3 separate regions of the Homo sapiens genome follow, and regions 1 and 2 are each linked to region 3. A link is a contact called in ENCODE Hi-C or POLR2A ChIA-PET data. All regions are on one chromosome and are shown on one strand. The core of a region is the stretch at or near the end of the contact, and the rest is flanking DNA. Distances in the headings are between cores, read along the strand shown.

Evidence for each region. A loop is a pair of places that touch in the nucleus more often than their neighbours do. ChIA-PET counts read pairs that join two places held with the same protein, here RNA polymerase II (POLR2A). Pooled maps may share reads with other maps.
Region 1: a map of CD8-positive, alpha-beta T cell shows a loop between it and region 3 (4-fold over the local background). The contact joins the enhancer-like site here to the promoter of IKZF5 in region 3. A Hi-C loop is called at or near these places in 4 of 168 maps with a recorded cell type or tissue (B cell, CD4-positive, alpha-beta T cell, CD8-positive, alpha-beta T cell and 1 more), 4 of 37 single-sample maps with no recorded cell type and 13 of 50 pooled maps. POLR2A ChIA-PET finds 5 or more read pairs at or near these places in 2 of 52 experiments (CD4-positive, alpha-beta T cell and Panc1).
Region 2: a pooled map shows a loop between it and region 3 (5-fold over the local background). The contact joins the promoter of FAM53B here to the promoter of IKZF5 in region 3. A Hi-C loop is called at or near these places in 7 of 50 pooled maps. POLR2A ChIA-PET finds 5 or more read pairs at or near these places in 2 of 52 experiments (GM12878 and activated B cell).

What each region holds. Positions count from the first base shown.
Region 1 is chr10:124,909,037-124,913,580 of GRCh38, reverse strand. No RefSeq gene overlaps it. Among named protein-coding and RNA genes, the nearest start is that of ZRANB1, 31 kb to the left of the region's middle. Within about 2 kb of position 1,664, at least 4 of the 41 ENCODE cell types and tissues checked have a DNase peak (open chromatin) inside an H3K27ac peak, as active enhancers do.
Region 2 is chr10:124,742,499-124,746,906 of GRCh38, reverse strand. FAM53B (family with sequence similarity 53 member B) reads left to right here and starts at 2,529. Exons shown (of 5, transcript NM_014661.4): 1 at 2,529-2,894. RefSeq lists silencers at 2,291-2,430, 2,561-2,610, 2,631-2,740, 2,791-2,950, 3,271-3,480 and 1 more.
Region 3 is chr10:123,007,425-123,012,029 of GRCh38, reverse strand. IKZF5 (IKAROS family zinc finger 5) reads left to right here and starts at 3,235. Exons shown (of 5, transcript NM_001372123.1): 1 at 3,235-3,336. It overlaps ACADSB (acyl-CoA dehydrogenase short/branched chain), which reads right to left and starts at 3,024. Exons shown (of 11, transcript NM_001609.4): 1 at 2,959-3,024. The coding sequence starts at 3,000. RefSeq lists enhancers at 3,119-3,448, 3,729-3,958.

The sequences.
Region 1 (4,544 bases), core at 415-2,914, 1.9 Mb before region 3:
ATTTTTAAATTTTTAGTAGAGACAAAGTCTTTGTTGCCCAGGCTTATCTTGAACTGCTGGATTCAAACGATCCTCCTGCCTCTGCCTCCCAAAATGCTAGGATTACAGGCACATACCACCATGCCCAGCAGAACACAGAACTCTTGATTCCATGGTCAAATGTTCCACTATATTTGAATTAAAAAGATATCATCAATAAATACAGCAGAGGGCATTGTCACAGTTACAGAACGGTGGCTGTTTGGCACACCTACCGAATTGACATTCTACTTATGTTTATCTGGACTCTGAGAAATATTTCATTTGGAAAAAGTATCCACTGTCTTTTTGGGGTTTTTAATTTCCTTTTCTTAGAAACCTTATATTAGGCTGGGTGCAGTGGCTCATGCCTCTAATCCTAGTACTTTGGGAGGCCAAGGCAGGAGAATTGCTTGAGCCTGCGAGGTCCAGGCTGCAGTGAGCCATGATGGCACTACTGCACTACACCCTGGACAACAGAGCAGGACCCTATCTCAAAAAAAAAAAAAACCTTTGTAGTAAAGGGTAGAGACAGTATAGTTTTGTTGATAGTTTGTTCTGGCTTTCATTTCAGTTTTTCCCAAACTAACTGTAGAGTTCATAAATCCATATTGCATTTTTGTGAAAGTTTTGCATGCAAAATTGTGGATCTGTAGTTCCATTAACAGTAGAAAGCCATAAAGAGGTTTTGAGCAGGAAGGTGCCAGTATTGGAGCTGCCCACCTTTACCTGGAATGTCTGTGAGACAAATGAGGGCAGAAGTAGAAACAGGGGCAGAGAAGAGACAAGGACCTAAAACCAAAGTAGCTGTGGGAATGGAAAGGAGGGCCAAGAGTGAAATGGGAGACAGTGCAATGTTCAGAATTTGCCAGTGACTAACTCTGAGGCAGAAGAAAGAATCAAAAGTCAGAGAGTGGGCCAGGAGCAGTGGCTCATGCCTGTAATTCTAGCACTTGGGAAGGCCAAGGTGGAAGATCGCTTGAGGCCAGGAATTCAAGACCAAACTGGGCAACATAATGAGACCCCATTGCTACAAAAAATAATTTTTAACCTGCCAGGCTCAGTGGCTCACACCTGTTGTCCTGGCTACTCAGGAGACTGAGGAGGGAGAATTGCTTGAGCCCAGGAGTTCAAGGCTGCAGTGAGCTATAATCATGCCACTGCACTCCAGCTTGGGCAAGAGAGCAAGATCCTGTCACCAAAAAAAAAAAAAAAAAAAAAGTCCGTGAACTCTGAGTGACGGCAGTATGTGCAACAGTGGGACACGCAAGAGAGGAACTGGGTCAGAGGAGATGTGGACCCTTGAATCAGGAGATCCTGGACTCAGGAGGAAGGGAATGGCTGGTGGGGGAAATGCTGGTCTGAAATGTGTAGGGCAATCCTGGAGATCAACATCAGGGAGCTCTCTATGTAGAATTTAGTATGGAAGCCACAGGAGTGGGGAAGAAAGAACTACCGAAGGAAAAAAAAAGAGGAGTGGTCAGAAAGGTAGGAGATGAAGCTGGTAGTACGGTGTTCTGGAAGCCGAGGGTACAGTGAGCCTGAAGCACATGGTAATAAAAATTGTCAGATGCTACAGATTTCGAGCATTAGAACGGAGGAAAGGCCACTGGATCTGACAAACAAGAGACTCAGTGACCTTCTAGAGAACAGTTCTCAGTAGGATGGTAGGGAGAGAAGCCAAGTTTCAAAAGCTGAAGCCATGTGATTATAAACCACAAGTCCAAGACGTCTGGCAGTGAAAGGAAAGCAGGAGATATAAGACTAGATTAGGGCAGTAACAAAAATAAGGGAAAGGTTTTGTTTTCTTTTAGGTATTTATTTTAAAGAATGGGCATCTCTGAGCACTTTTATAAATGGAGGAGAGATGTAGAGGGGGTAAAAGGACTGAAATCCAGAAGGGAGGTAAAATTCAGAGCACAGTGATTTGTGTTGGCAAGCAAGAAAGCCCTATCTTCCTCAGAAACGAGGAGAGGAAGCTGTGAAAAACAGCTCTAGGGAGGTTTTGGTGGGTGAGACAGAGGTGATGGAGTGGAGTTCAAACCCTTTCTCCTCCTTGGTGAATCAAGCACAGAGTCTCCTGCTGAGGGTTGCTCTGGAAACTGGAGGAGATTCGGGACAATAGTTAGAGGGAAGCAAATCAAGAAGAATGAAAAAAGAAGAGCGACAAGAAACTGCTTTCTCCAAAAAGTCTTGGCAGTCCATAATCAGGCCTAGGACGGAAAGATCAGGCTGAGGCTGTGGAGCCCCCCGCAGAGGTGGACATATGCAGCTAAGGGAAATCGAAGGCGCTCTGCTAAAGGAAATGGTAACGGATCCAGCTTACTCAGGGTCTTTGAGGGATCTGTGCTTTTAAGTAGAAAGTGTTATAAAATGGGTGTTCCCCTCAAAAGAAATGTTAGAAATGTTCAGTTGTTACAAGAACATGTTCTCAGACGCGTTGCAGAAAATGTCATTTGTATAAACTGCAACGTATCTTCCATTCTCTGTGTATGATCAACATGATTCCCAAGTGGAAAAAACATCTTAACAGTAGAAAATGCAATGTAACAGGCTAGGTGCGGTGGCTCACTCCTGTAATCCCAGCATTTTGGGAGGCCCGGGTAGGTGGATCACCTGAGGTTAGGAGTTCGAGACCAGCCTGGTCTACATGGCAAAACCCCATGTCTACTAAAAATACAAAAAATTAGCCAGTCGTGGTGGTGGGTGCCTGTAATCCCAGCTACTCGGGTGACCGAGGCAAGAGAATTGCTTGAACCCGGGAGGCAGACGTTGCAGTGAGCCAAGATCACGCCATTGCACTCCAGCCTGGGCGACAGAGCAAGACTCTGTCTCAAAAAAAAAAAAAAAGGAAGAAAGAAAGGGAGGGAGGGAGGGAGGAAGGAAGGAAGGAAAGAAAGGAAATAAACGTATTTAATAATGTTGCCTAATCTGTATGCATGCAGTACAGGACACAGTTTTGTGGAACATAGTACCATCCTGTGACCTTCCTCTATGTCCACCACAAATCTGCCTGAAAAAAAAAATCTCTCCTGAGAGGACCAGATATGCTTGTGAAGCATCAGAGAAAATACAGCTTGTTTGACATTTCAAAATCCTGGTCTGTGCTAGGACTGGTCTCATCTTGATGGGTATAAATTTGTGCTTATAGGAACACAGTCACTCTATATCCAGACTAAGAAATTTTTGTAGATTTTTCAACTAAGTATCCCTGTAAGCTAGACTTACGGAATTAGGAAAAAAAAATGTTGAAGTTGTATTGAGTCTCTTTTTTTTTTTTTTTTTTTTTTTTTGAGACAGGGTCTCACTCTGTCGTCAAGGCTGTAGTGCAGTGTTGTGATCATAGCTCACCGCAGCCTCAACCTCCCAGGCTCAGCCTCCTGGGTAGCTGGGACTATAGACACGCACCACCACACCTGGCCAATTTTTTTATTTTTTATAGAGTCAGGGTTTCGCCATGTTATCCAGGCTGGTCTCAAACTCCTGGGCTCAAGTGATCCTCCAGTCTCCCAAAGTGTTGGGATTATAGGCGTGAGCCACTAAACCCAGCCAGTACTATGTCTTTTTTTTTTTTTTTTTTTTTTTGAGACGGAGTTTCGCTCTTGTTGCCCAGGCTGGAGTGCAATGGCACAATCTCGGCTCACTGCAACCTCCGCCTCCCGGGTTCAAGCGATTCTCCTCCCTCAGCCTCCCGAGTAGCTGGGATCACAGGCTGGTATTACAGGTGTGAGCCACCGCGCCTGGCTGTTGTATCTTTTTAAGAAGTTTGGAAACATCAAGTATCTGAAACAACTTCGCTTGTGATCTTATCTGGGGAAGTTTTGTAAGAGGCAAAGCTGTGAGCAGAGAGAGCATGAACTTTGGAGTCAAACAGCCCTGAGTTGAAATCCTGCTGTCCTCTCTGAGTGCCAGTGTCCTCAGTGTCCTCATCTGAAAAATTCTGGGTGATATTTCCCTGGCAGTTACTGAGGGTCCAAAGAGACAAGAGCTGAAAGGCCTGGCAATACTCTTAAGTGTTTGATAAATGTTGGTTTCCTCGCTCTGCATTTCATTTAATCCAGGTAACATTTACTGAGGAATGACCCCATATCAGGTACTGTGCTGAGAACAGCAATTCAGAGACAGGTAAGGCTGTATCTACAACAGGGGCCAACAGTCCAGTGGAGGACAATCCCTAACTTAGGGTCTCCATGCCCTGGAGGGGCCCATGAACTTGGATGGAAAGAAAATACATCTTTATTTCTTCTAACTTTTAACTGAAATGCAGTATTTATAACAATTGTCAGTGTAGTCAACATACTATGGTAGTATTAATACATCTATGGCCCTGACACCAGTAGAAATCATAGATTTTTTTAGATCATATTACATTATTGAGTAGGTTACTAAAGAAGTACTTCAGGCCAGGCATGGTGGTTCACGCCTGTAATCCCAGTACTTTGGGAGGCTGAGACAGGAGGATCACTTGAGGTCAGGAGTTCAAGACCAGCCTGGCCAGCATGGTGAAACCCCATCTCTACTGAAAA
Region 2 (4,408 bases), core at 1,280-3,779, 1.7 Mb before region 3:
TCTTTTTCTGTCACCCAGGCTGGAGTGCAGTGGTGCGATCTTGGCTCACTGCAACCTCTGCCTCTCAGGTTCAAGCGATTCTCCTGCCTCATACTCCTGAGTAGCTGGGATTACAGGTGTCTGCCACCATGCCTGGCTAATTTTTGTATTTTTAATAGAGATGAGGTTTCACCATGTTGGCCAGGCTAGTCTCAAACTCCTGACCTCAAGTGATCCGCCCGCCTTGACCTCCTAAAGTGCTGGGATTACAGGCGTGAGCCACTGTGCCGGGCCGTCATATATTGGTCTTGATGTAAAAGACTGCAAGTAATCCCTGCATTTTATATTTCCCAGGGTGTTCTCCGGCTTAATCAGGTTAGCGTTGGTTGGTGATAATGGAAAAGTTACAAGTAATAGTTTTTAGATTATTTATGGATTTATTCCTAAATTGGCCTATGAATTTGCATTTAGGTGTCTGGTTGTGTGCAAAATCTGGTTTTGACCATTTTGGATTGAACAAAGATAGACAGTTTAGCTCCATGTCCCCACCCCATTGCAGCTTTTACATAGCTTTAAATCTAGAGTTCTACATTTTTAGCTACTCTTCTGAATTGAGCAGAACTCTAATATAACAACAACCTTTTGGGTAGAATTTTTTCTTAGTAAAGAACTATGGAGCTGAGCACTAAGAAGTGAGGATGTTTTATAATATAGCTGTAGGATTATTATATCATGTGGGAAGAACCTATAGTATGGAAGGTTAAGTGTGACACAGGTCTTAATGTATGCATATCTTTTTAGCCTTTGGAGATACAAATCTAGAAAATGAGAAGTAACTATTTATTGGTTAATAGCATAACTTCTTAAGCAAGTATATTCTAGACAGCCTCAAGAAAGCCTCAGAACCAGAAAAACAGGCTGCTTTAGGTTGGAAAGGAGGTGTTACAGCAGAGGAACTGGCCATGACCACCATCCTTGGAATGTGAAACGCAAATCATCCTGAAAGCAACAAGAATAATGGTTGTAATAATTGTTTCCAGGCCTGGGACCCTGCATCTTGTTTTTTAAGTTGACCTGATGAACTAGTAATTGTAGGAATAAACTGAATGTTTGCCAGCAGGAGTCACTCTAGGCTTCCTAATAAAACGTTAGTAAATTAAACTCTGTCCTTAAAGCTCTGAAAGGCTGAGGTGATTGTGTGATATCAGATGGCTTTAGGGAAACACTGACTCTTTTCGTTAAGCATAGCAGCATTCTTAGATTATTCCTTGGGCCTTCTTTTGTTCACCATCGGTTCTTGGATCTTGTTCCTTTCAAGATTGGTCCTTAATGCATTTTTAAAAAGCAACGTATATGGGTAAGGATATCAATATCTTAGTATGCTGTATTCTGTATGTTAGCTCATTTTGGCTTTCTAGGATGAACTGACTCTATCCCACATCATGTAACTTGAAATGAATAGACTCATATCCTTTCCACTGATTGCTGTCCATTCTAATCATGCAGCAGAACTCAGTGGAGCGAGCTGTAGTGTGAAAGGAGATGTCAGTTCATGCTTTTCTGAAAAGAATGGGTCCGGTGTGATGATATTCTGAAATATTTCAGCAATAGCCATGAAATATAATAGTTTCCCAAGCACACAAAGCTCAAGAAGTTAATTGTTCATTTATGTTTGATACTGGGATTGAAACATTGGATTAAAACCAATTAAATGTTCCTAGAAGCAACAGAAAAAGTTTCCTTATTTATGAATAGAACCATTCAAATGGCGCAGACACAATCCATGTAAAGTAATGAGGTGTTTTGTTTTTTTGGCAAAGGAGAACACAAAACAGGCATAGGGAGTTTTAAAAAAACTTCTCTTTAAAAATCGCTTTTTGGATACAAGGTCAATAAAATAACATACACCAGTAGGAAGGAGTAATGGGAAATCTAGGGCTTCACAAGGAAAACAATCCCCCTCCCCCAGGTGAGCAGCACAATGAAAATACTCTGCTTATTCTATCAGGGTTACATTCCTGAACTTAAGTCAACATCCTAAGTTACAGAACTAAACATGCTCTGCCTCTGCTTAGCAACCACAAATCCTTCCTTCGCCAGTTGCATGTATTTTGGATGTGGCTTCTGAAGTACACAGTCACAGCGCCCCGAGTTAGGAAATTTGCGCTTTATTTTCCCAAAGTGTGACAACACTTTAAGGTCCCCCCTCCCCGACCCCACCCGCCCGCTGTCCTGCACGCCACTGAAGTGATCGTTTCTTTTGAACCTCGGCATCTAACAACCCGGAAGCTGGACGCCTGAAGCCTATGCGGCCCAGCGTTTTCATCCCGGCTCGTGCTGGGGGCGGGGAGAGAAGCCCGTAGGGCCTCTGGCGCGGGGCCCGGGCAGCCGCGGTGGCGCGGCCCAGGCCCGGGGCCACTTCCCGCGTCCCGGGGCCTCGCAGGCGCGAGCGCGGCGAGCGGCGCGCGGCTGAGCCCGCAGGACGCCCTCTAGCCCCGCCGGCGGCGCGCCGCGAGTCCCTCACTCCCCGCCCATCGGCGGCTGCGCGCACTGCACACTCGCCTGCCGCCGCCGCCGCACGCCGCCTGCCTCCTGCACGCCGCCGCCGCGCCTAGCGCCCGGGCCCGCGACACCGCCCGCTAAGCGCCGGGCCGAGTTCACGCAGCCGCGGTCTGGCGGCTCCGCGGCGGCGGCGGGTGCGGGCGGCCTGGCCGGTGCCGGTTAAAGGGACGAGTTGCAAACACTTCAGGAAGTGACAAGTCGATTTCCTCCTCCCCGGGAGTCGCTCGTACAAAGCGCTCGGCGCCGGCAGGCGAGCGTGCGCGCGGCGGACGCGCGGCGGGCACCCCGGACGACTTGGCGAGCGCTGGCGGTGACGGCGCGGGGTCCGCGCCCGGAGCGCCCCGCCGCGCACAGTAAGCGACCCGGGGCCGGGCGGCGGCGGCGGTGGCCGGGGGGCTGGCCCCGAGCGAGGTCCGGGCCGTGTGCGTCCCGGCCGCTGGCTGGAGGGAGCCCGGCTCGCGTGCGCAATGGGCTTGCCTTTTTTTTTTCTTTTTTCCTAATGTTGCTGGTTTCCTTTTTTTCTGCCTTGTTTCGCCTTTGGGTTGGGTCGGGCGGTTTCTCCGGGCGCTCGGTCTCGCCCCTGATGCAGGCGTGAGACTTGTCAGAGCACAGGCATGGGGAAGAACAAGCCTGGCTGCGGCGGAAAAGTCTGCGCTCCCCAGGCCAGGGCGGGCGGGCGCGGGGACTGCTGCGCCCGGGGGTGTCCTCTCCGCGTCTCAACTTGAGCCCTGACTAGCCGCTGCGGAGGAGGCGCGGAGTCTCGGGAGCCGGGCGGCCCCATTCGCCCCGAAGTTCCCGCATCGTTTGCAGACAACTCTTTTGTTCGCGGAAGTTTGCACCCGCCACCCCCGGGGTGCGGGAGCGAGGCGGCGGGCTCCGCTGCTGCTGGACTGTCCGGGGCGGTCAGGATGGGGGTGAGGGGGCATTCTGTCCCGGGCGGGGGAAGCCCGCGGGGAGGCCACCGCTGGGGCTTGCGGAGTGGGGGCGTCCGCGCCGGCGTGGCTTTTGCACATGGCGAGAAGGGCCGTCCGGCACAGGCACACTGGTCGAGTCACATTTTTGCTAGTCTTGGATTTTGCAAGCCCGTGGGAGTCAGGTTCCCCGCTCAGGGTTTCTCTTGGGGCAGAGACGAAAGAAACGAGGACACCCAGAATCCGGGGAGGGTTTGCGGTTTGTGTTGTCCCAAGTGTGTTCTCGCTCCCCCCGCCCCCCCACCTTGTCCCCCAGCCCCCAGCTCTCCACCCCCATTTTCGGACTTGGGGAACAATGCTTGTAGTACGGGCCGGGGCGCCGCAGCAGCGACGAACCGCGCGGACAGGTTTGCCCGGGTCCCTCGCGTTCGGACGCCCCCTGAAGCCGAGCTCCTTCCATCTGACCGCCCGGGCTCATTAACACGTACTGTACTTAGGACGATGGTGAACAAAGAAAAGCTCTTTGCAGCGTTTGATGAATGGGATTCTGCCTCCTATAGGCCACACTCCGAGTCTTCCATACGGTACAATCTCCGGACTCGGTGGTGTTAGGAAAGTGGCCCCCGGAATGGCTTGCATTCCGGGTCTGGGATCCTGGGGTGGGCATTTGTGCCGTCGCCTTCGCCGCCGCGCTCGCCTTGCAGGAGCGGGTGCAGATGGAGCCAGGCTGACGGTTGTTCAACAGGAACAAATGTTTGTTCAATTGTTGGATGGTGGAGAAAAGGGACTGTTTCCTATTGACTGCTGCAGGAGTTGGAATGGCATTGTTTATTGGCCTGGGAAGCCAGGCAAGCGTCTTGTGCTGCTTACAACATATTAGCAGACTTCCAAATGACATGCTAGCATATGTGTTCCCAGCAGTCCCCACCGGCTGGCAGGGAGATTCCTCCTTGCTC
Region 3 (4,605 bases), core at 1,986-4,485:
AACACTTTAAAAATTAGCCAGGTGCAGTGACACATGCCTGTGGTCCTAGCTCCCGGGGAGCTGAGGTCAGAGAATCACTTGAGCCAGGAGTTCAAGGTTACGGTGAGCTATGATCACGCCACTACACTCCAGCCTGGGCAAGAGAGTGAAAACTTGTCTAAAAAAAAAAAAAATCATCTCTTAAAAGACATCAAGCGGCCTGGTGTGGTGGCTCACGCCTGTAATCCCAGCATTTTGGGAGGCCATGGCGGGTGGATCATGAAGTTAGGAGTTTGAGACCATTTCCATCTTGCTGACCAAGATGGTGAAACCCCATCTGTACTAAAACTACAAAAATTAGCCAGGCAAGGTGGCAGGCGCCTGTAATCCCAGTTACTCGGGAGGCTGAGGCAGGAGAATCGCTCGAATCCGGGTGGCATAGGTTACAGTGAACTGAGATCGCACCACAGCACTCCAACCTGGGCGACAGAGTAAGACTCCGTCTCAAAAAAAAAAAAAAAAAGATATCAAGCTACATTAAAATGCTTTGGAACCACAGGTTAACTACAAGGTCCAATTCTCCACTAATTGGGTTGCTTAGACCAAATGGGCAGGACAGTTCTAATCCATCTGCAGGACTAGGAGAGACCTTCTGAGAAGGCAGGGGTAGGCTGAAGGTCAGCATTGCAATCTGATTGTTATGTGACTTGGGAACACTGGTTATTGCCTCCGAGTTCCTCATTTGCAAGATGAAGCCACTAATATACCTACTTCAGAGGTTTACAGGAAGAGTAAATAGGGTAGTGGGTGTAAAATGCTGTCCCTGGTCTACAATAAGTGAGTAAATGCTAGCTTTCCATTTGCCTCTGGATAGAAACCAAAATTAGCCCTACCTTGCATTTCTCCCCACTCCATGCCACTTGTGTCCACAGCCATCTACCTACACTGTGGCATGAGGAAACTCCAAAGCTCTTGACCTTCAATGGCTCCTAACAATCCAAAAGGATCAACCCCCAATTCCCTAAAGTGGCCTCAGTCCCCTTTTGTTGCAGTTTTCTGACCACTCCTTTCCCCTCCTAAACTCTAACCCAGCTTCCAAAGAGCCTATCACTTCCCCAATGGTCCTAGTCATTTCTATCTTCTGAATCTGCACGCAGACTGTAGCCCCTTAGGATTTGTTCCACACCTACATGACATGGGGTTAGTTGCACATAGTTCTAACCTTTCCTCTAAAAGATAAACTTCTTGGAGGTAGAGTATTTTATTCATTATTACATCTGGCATAGCACACAATGCTTCGTGCATGGCAGTAAGAGCTGATATTTACCGAGAGCTGACTACATTCCGAGCACTATTCTAAGTGCCTTACATGAACATATGAGCTCATTTAATTTTCACAACAATTTTGGAATACGCACAATTATTCTCTCCATTTACAGACCAGGAAACTGAGACCCAAAGCATAACCTGTCCAAGGTTATACCACTAGGAAGTGAGAGGGCCTGGGTTCAGATCCAAGCAGCCTAGCTACAGAACCTACGTTCTTAACCACTATGCTACAGTCGATGTTCAATCAATTTAGCTAATTTATGTAAAAGAGCTTCAAAAACTATAAAGGACTATAAGCCACAATAAACCAAAAGTTCAAACAAAATAGGTTTTTGATATCTCTAAGGACGGGGAGACAGTAGTATATGAAGGTTAAGTTTAGAATCAGACCAGAGTTCGAATACCACCAGCTCTATCCCTTTCTATCTGTGGGCAAGCTATTATTCTTTTTCAGCATCTGCAAGATTAAACTACTTGTTAAGATGGTTGTGAGAATTGAGATGACTCAGGTAGAACGAGAACGTGCCTACCACAGAGTATGCGGTCAATAAATTTTGGCTCTAAAACAGAGTCAAATTGTAAAACCAAAGAAATTTTCTTTGCTAAGTTATTAACCAACAATTATAAACAGTATTAAACAATAATCACTTACTGTTTTTTATTGCACTTCAGGCCTGTAAAACAGTCAAATAACATTAATTATCTCTAATAAGAAAAAGGGTCAGAGTTCTGCCTCTGGGCATAAGACTGAAGCAGCAGTTGGAAAGCCTAACTCATTAAAGCAAATGCAAAGGAAACATTAAAAGCACACGTAAGCAGTGGGAAAATTCCCAGTGAAGTGTACTGACAAATACAAGTGTATCCAAATGTGTATGTTCTGAAAAGCATGCTATATAATAGGTCCAAGGGGTGAAGAGCATAGGATGTTAACACAGGGGCTGTTAACAGTTTGTGTGGGTGCACAGATAAGAATTAAGCACAACAAGAGGCTGGTTTCAGCTTAAGTTCATGGAAGAGGGACCGGCACCGGCTCCGGCTCCCCTGGGCGGCGGTGAGTCTATCCACGGAAGATACCCAGGCTCCAGACATGAGATAAGGGGCAGAGGGAACTCTGTCCCTGGCCGGGAAGCCCGAACAACTCCGAAGTCCCTTACTACCTTTGAGCGGGGCCGCGGAAGGAAGGACAGGGAGACACCTGCTCAGAATGAGACTGGGCCTATATTTTAACTATCTTTTTTGGGGGAGGGGGTGTGAAATGTAATCACTCGGGAAAGGTGCGTTAGGGCATCAGGGAGGTGACATCTGTGCAAAATGCATCCAGAGATCCAGAGATCCAGACTCGGTGGCTCTCAGGACGCAACGGCCTGCAAAGGACATCTTGCGGACGCGACCCTCCGACTCCACTCAAGGTACTTGCTCCGCCAAAGCAGCTTCTAGACAGCCCCGACCCCCTTGCCACCAGCTGCCTCCACCAGAGGCCTGAAGGGGGTCGGGGTCATAGACTGCCCGCGGGTAAAGAGTCTGGGGACCCAGGACGTGGAGCGGGGCTCAGGCCGGCGCCCCGAGGCCCGTTAGAAGGCTCTGCCAGCTGCGATTCCAGGGGCCAAGGTCGCCCTGGGCCCCCAGGACGCCAGCCTCGAACGCACTCACCAGCCTGCTGCCGCGCAGCAACCGCACTGCCAGGCCCTCCATCCTCGCCGCAGGCCTCTCCGCTCTGCGCCTCTGGGTCTCTAGCCAGCCCCTGGGAGTTACCCGAGCAAGGCCCCGCCCACTCAGTACCCGCCCCGCACACACCCCCCCTTAATCCCTGCCCCCTGCTGCCTACGGAACCCCAAGAGAGACAAACAGGCCCCTCCTCGCTTTCGCCCTCCATCCTGCTCACGCGAGACTTGAGCAAGGCAGGGGGGCGGGAAGGGAGTCGGAGACACAACAAAGATGGCGGCGGCGACTGTGACGGTGACGAAGACGGCGGCGGCGGCGACGGCATTTAACAAGGCGGTGTGGTTTACTCCATGCAGTTGTCAGGAGGTAAGTAGCAGGCTGCCGGCTCGGACGGCGGCGACGCGGCAGGACAGGGCGGATAAGAAGGAGCGGCCGGAGACTGGAGCTGGGTTCGTGGCGGGCCGGCTGATCCGGACGGAGACTCAGTTCAGTGGAGGGTCGGGCGTGGTCGGTAGGCGGGCAGGTGATGGCCCGGGACCTCTTTAGCCGGAGGGCAGTGGACTGCGGCGCCTATGGCCGCGAGAACCCCGAGGGAGCGGGGTCTCCTGCTGTCATTGCCTTCGAGCAGGAGCTCGGAGGCTCCGGGGCGGGGACTGTTGCTTGGCTCTGACAGGTGGTTCTGCGGGAGGCGTCCCGAGGTTTGCGTCTTCACGGGGTCCCAGGGGCTGGGAGTCAGCCGGGCGCGGGTCTCCTAGGTGTTTCGAATCCTGGCGAGGATGTCGCTCCGAATCTTGGTGAGGCTGCTGCCCCGACGCCGGTCCCAGGCTGATTGTTGGGAGAAGGACGTTTAAAGCCTTCGTATTTTATCTAATGATCCTGCCCGGATCCGTCTCTACTGCATGGGCACCCTTATTTTAGGAACATGTGAGATTTGAGAAAGACATTGTAGCAAATAACTATTCAGGTTCATTCGGGGTTTAGATCTTTGGATAAACTGTGTGGAGCGCGAGTAGCCAAGCCTAGCATGCTCGATGACTGGATCTGAAGCTAAACAAGTTCTAGCAAACACTAACCACGTGGCCTGCTTAGAGTCCCCTTGATGTGCTGGTCAGAACCCGAAAGACGTGTGACAAGCGGAAGAAGACATAAAGGCGTCTTAAATTGTGTGATCTGAGGAAATTCAGTTTTGAAAGAACAGAATGTATTTAAAACAACTTTTTTTTAAACGTAGGAACTAACAATTTTAAAAATTCAATTTAATTTTGATTTATGTCGTGTTGTCACAACAGCTAAAGGTTATTATTATTGATGAGAGTTCGTTACAGTGAATTGAAATGTCTGGTGTTATTTTCCCCTAGCGGTCCAGGATGTTTCCCAGAAAACCGTAGCTGTTTTGTGTTATGATAGGATAAGAAGGATGGGATTCAGATGTGCCCTTATCGGGTGTGCATGTTTTTTTTGTTTTTGTATTTAAAGCCCTTTCCCATTTCCCTACTTAGGACTATGCGTTGTTTTTATGCAACTACAGCTGTTCAGCAGTACTAAGCTTGACCGTTTTGGAAGTGTGCTGTGACTAAATGAAGTTAATCTTAATTTCTTTAAACTGAAGTTTAACTTAAATTTAGACATTAAAAA